Regions from separate parts of the Homo sapiens genome. Here region 2 is linked to region 1. The links are chromatin loops, found by intact Hi-C in ENCODE. Cell type or tissue: ascending aorta. All regions are shown on one strand.

Evidence for each region. Peaks named below come from ENCODE experiments on the same cell type or tissue, not always from the same donor. Only the 100,000 strongest peaks of a DNase experiment are listed, where the experiment ranks them.
Region 2: a loop joins it to region 1, with 1.8 times the contacts of the local background. A loop is called at or near these places in 1 of 110 quality-filtered maps.

The regions. Positions count from the first base shown.
Region 1 is chr17:69,899,466-69,901,965 of GRCh38, forward strand. The region is part of intron 4 of LINC01483 (long intergenic non-protein coding RNA 1483); the gene reads left to right. Among named protein-coding and RNA genes, the nearest start is that of LINC01497, 61 kb to the right of the region's middle. In ascending aorta, no CTCF peak of the experiment used is centred here; a DNase peak (open chromatin) is centred at 1,506.
Region 2 is chr17:69,773,716-69,776,215 of GRCh38, forward strand. The region is part of intron 3 of LINC01483 (long intergenic non-protein coding RNA 1483); the gene reads left to right. Among named protein-coding and RNA genes, the nearest start is that of LINC01483, 180 kb to the left of the region's middle. In ascending aorta, no CTCF peak of the experiment used is centred here; no DNase peak of the experiment used is centred here.

The DNA.
Region 1 (2,500 bases):
AAACATAAAATATATAAACAGAAATACTGTGTACTTATATTACAATTTCATGGGAGGATTGATTAGTTAAAAAAATGCCTAAGAAGCCTTGTTGGAAGAGTGAAAATGGGGGAAAAAAGGGTTGAGAAACACTGTTTTAGAAGAACAAGAGAAGACAGGCCAGGCATGGTGGCTCACACCTGTAATCCCAGCACTTTGGGAGCTGAGGCTGTCAGATCGCTTGAGGCCAGGAGTTCAAGACCAGCCTGGCCAATGTGGTGAAACCCCATCTCTACTAAAATTACAAAAATTAGCTGGGTGTGGTGGCATACGCCTGTGATCCCAGCTACTTGGGAGGCTGTGGCACAAGAATGGCTTGAATCCAGGAGGCCGAGGTTGCAGTGAGCCGAGATCACACTACCACACTCCAGCCTGGGTGACACAGTGAGACTGTCTTAAAAAAAAAAAAAAAAAAAAAAAAGAAAGGAAGGGCAAGAGAAGACAGGTCAAACATAATAAAGGGTTTCAAGATGTGATGGCAGAGCAGGAAACCAAGCACGGAGCCCTTCTGATTTCCAGATCCTTCCTGTGTGACTGTCCAGCATGTACACTGATGAAGGCAGCCCTGATGACGGGCAGTCTGTGGTGTCTCTGATGACTCTTCTGAGGGGTATCATAGGACAACTCAGGATGTCTCCTTTCTTAGTAACCTCCCTCATCATTAGGACTGTTGCCCATAGTGTGGAAGGAAGGTAGAACCACCTTTTGCCGAGTTTAGCCTATTTTTCCTAGATTAGAAACAAACTGCTAATACCTGGGTAAAAAATGAAAGAGTTAGTGAAACTCAATGAGTGTTTCAGTGGTTTTGTTGCCTCCCTGCCAACCCAAGGTTTCGTCCTTTTGTGTATTAATTTGGTCTCCATTCTATGCTCTCCCAAAACATGAAAGTTCTTTTATTTTACTTATTTATTAATTTATTTATTTTGAGATAGAGTTTTGCTCTTGTTGCCCAGGCTGGAGTGCAATGGCATGATCTCGGCTCACTGCAACCTCCACCTCCGGGGTTCAAGCAATTCTCCTGCCTCAGGGTCCCAACTAGCTGGGATTATAGGCATTCACTACCACGCCCAGCTAATTTTTTTGTATTTTTGATAGAGACGGGGTTTCCATGTTGGTTAGGCTGGTCTTGAACTCCCGACCTCAGATAGTGTGCCCGCTTCGGCCTCCCAAAGTGCTGGGATTACAGGGGTGAGCCACCACGCCCGGCCGCAAGTTCTTTTATTTTACAAATTTTATTTCTGATAATTTGAGATGAAAGCAAGTAGAGAGAAAAAAAAAGATTTCTTGATAAAAATGAAGCCTTCGGCTTCCTCCATATCTGACCCTCGTTCAGAGTTTCTGGTGCTGTTTAACTCTGGAGATTTGTAAGAGGAAATGACCTAAGTTTACTACGGGGCTTACGCAGAGGTCCTGCTCAGCACTGCCCAGGAGTACCGATTGCTAACTCTGTCCTTCCCTCTGATGCCAGGTCCCAAAAATAGCCCAGTGGGAACAACACAGCAGCCTCTCCCTCACGGCCTGCAAATCAAAGCCCTGATTAGGTCAAAGGATGGGAAATGTGGCTATATCGCTGCTCAGAGGCTCTTCAATGCCAAGGGTGTAGAAGCTTCCTGTTCCTTCAGATGTTGGGACAGAGCCGCTGGGCAGGCTTCACTCAGGAGACCTTGCTCCATCTCTTTTGAGTCCTTGAATCTGCTGGGGAGAAGCAGTTTTCCCGTGGAAGCCTTTGAGTCCCTAAGATTCTGGAAGTCCAGGGAAGAGCACTTCAATTTGTAATTGCAGACATCTGACCCAAGAAAGGCTGGCCTTGCTGGAGATGCCTCACTCCCTAGGAAAATCAATTTTGGTTTATTTCATGGAAGAAATAAGACCACTGAAGATTTTTCCTTCTTTCTCATTTCTGGTGGGCACACTTGAAAATGGCAGCTAGTATCATTGTAATGTCACCTTACAGCTTATATCAAAAGCGTATAAAAGTCTTTGCCCCATAACTAAAGGGCTCCTTTGGGGTGTGGGGAGGTATTGAGGGGAAGTGACAGAGCAGAATAAGGAGGGGTATAAAAATCCTCTATGTCTTAGTCCGTTTGGGCTGTTACAGCAAACATATCACAACAAAGAGGCTTATACACAACAGAAATTTATTTCTCGTAGATTTGGAGGCTGGGAAGTCCAGATCAAGGCACGAGCAGACTCAATATCTAGTGAGGGCCTACTTGCTCATACATGACTGATATGGTTAGGCTTTGTGTCCTCACCCAAATCTCATCTTGAATTGCAATCTCCAGGTGTCGAGGGAGGGACCTGGTGGGAGGTGATGGGATCATGAGGGCAGTTCTCCCCATGTGGTTCTCATGATAGTGAGTGAGTTCTCACAATAGCTGATGGTTTTATAAGGCAGTTTTCCCTGCTCTTACTCACTCTTCTCTTTCCTGCCATCATGTGAAGAAGGTTCTTGCTTCCT
Region 2 (2,500 bases), 130 kb before region 1:
GAGTGGGAGCTAAACAGTGGACACTTGTGGACATAAGGATGGCAACTGGGGACACCTAGACGGGGAGAAGGGAGGGAGGCAAGGGTTGGAAAACTGTTTTGGACTGTTTGCTCAGTACCTAAGTGACAAGATCAATAGTACCCTAAATCTCAGTATTGTGTGATATATCCATGTAACAAACCTGCACATTTACCCTTAAATCTAAAATAAAAGTTGAAATTATATAAAAAAAGAACATTTATGATTTGTGGGAGGAGGTCAAAATATCAATATTGACCAGAGTTTGGAAAAAGTTGATTCCAAACCTCATGGATGACTTTCAAGGGTTCAAGACCAGTGTACAAGGTAACTGCAGATGAGGTGGAAATAGCAAGAGAACTAGAATTAGATGTGGAGCCTGAAGATGTGACTGAAATGCTGCAATCTCATGATGTAACTTGAATGGTGGGAGAATTGCTTTTATGGATGAGCAAAGAAAGTGATTTCCTGAGATGGAAACTGCTGCTGCTGATGCTGTGAACGTACTTGAAATGGCATATGGAATATGGAAAAGGATATTCCATAAACTTAGTTGATAAAGCAGTGTCAGGATTTGAGAGGTTTGACTTCAATTTTGAAAGAAATTCTATTGTGGGTAAAGTGCTATTAAATAGCATTGCATGCTACAGAGACATCTTTCATGCAAAGTAGAGTCAATCAATGCAGCAAACTTCAATGTTGTTTTATTTAGAAAAATTGCCACAGCCATCATCACCCTGATCAATCGGTAGCCATCAACAAGGCAAGACCCTCCACCAGCAAAAATATTATGACTTGCTCAAGGCTCAGATGATGATCAGCATTTTTTAGCATTATTTTTATTAAGATATGTACACTGTGCTTTTACATACAATATTATTCCACACTTAATAGACTACAGTATAGTGTAAACATAACTTTTATGTGCACTGGGAAACCAAAAATTTGTGTGACGTGCCTTATCGCAATATTCACTTTGTTGCAGTATTCTGGAATCAGACCTACAATATCTCTGAGGTCTGCCTGTACCTTATTGCATCACTTGAATTAGGCTCAAAGGCCGGCATCAGTTTCTCTAGGATGTCTTTATTGTCACACTTTGGTGGTGGCAACTACCCAACATGATATTTTGGGAAATTTTGAAGGGAGAGTTGACTTCCTCAAAAGCTCAAGTAGAATCTCCAAATGGAGCCTGGGGCTCTGGTTGGTCTAGCCTGGGGTAGGTGCTTACATCTGAATTTGTGGCCTGGGAGATGAAATGCACTGATTGCCTTCACCTGGCGTCATTCTCCACTCTTGGAGCTGAGAACTGGTATTAGCTCCACCACAAACATGAAGGCTGAAAGTAAGGGAGTGTACTCCCCTTAAAGCAAATACAGGGTGCTCCTGCCACTGGAGTGAGACTCAATGGTGGGCAGCAGCACCAACAATGATCACAAAATAACCACAATCATGTCTTCTCTTCCTCTGCCTTGTCTGTTTCCTCACACTGCCAACTCTGCTCCCCCTGCATTCCCTCAGCACCTCTGTTTTGATGAGTTGTCAAGAAGAAATAAAGGTCTGTGATGGCAGGTGGTTTTCTCCCAAACCTTGATCTCTCAATCTCTCATATTTTTGTAAGGATTCCATGGAACACTTTGTGTGCCTCAAACTTAAAAAATGCCATTTCCAAAAATAGTCCTTTTTTTTCTCCTGTGCCATCTGCATTTCTCTTTTGTATAGCCAAAAACCAAACATTCTCACACATGTTCATTTACACAAATAGAACTCCTGAGATTATTCCCATTATTATACACTAATTTCCATTTATACTCCTTAGCCCGAAAGGTGAGATTAGGAGAAGACTATACGGGAAGGAAGAGAATAGCAAAAATGATGCATGTGGTAGGGAATGGAAAGCTATCACTTCTGTGGGTTATGGATGACATGCCCCTATTTCATGGGAATTTTACATGGTCTTGTCTGTTCTGTAAGTTTGAAGTCCAAATGAATTAGGTAACTGTATCAACTCCCTACTTCATCTGTTATTTTTATGAATGAAAATCGTAATTGAGGGGGCACTAAACATATTTTTGGAGAAATGAAATGGGGTGGTGTGCTGCCTTAATTAGTTTCTCTAAGGAGATTTGATTTCATATCAGCTCTTATATTTGAAATTTGTACTTTTAATTAGAAGTGAGGACTTACACATAACATTTCATCTTTTTAGTGTTAAATTCATCTTTTCTGATATGTAGCATGGAACATCCTTATGTACACAGGAGTATAATATCACAATAATTTCTTATTCTGGGGAGTTATCACATTTTTTCTTATTTGATCAAACACTTGGAAAACCAGGAATTAACATAAAATAAATCCCTGTACAAACTAATCACCATTATTTTCTTGCATTCTTAATCTGAGATGGTAGAAAAGAAACAACTCCCCCCCTCAAAAAAAAAAAAAGCCAACAAACACTATAAATTTCATGGTAAAAAAC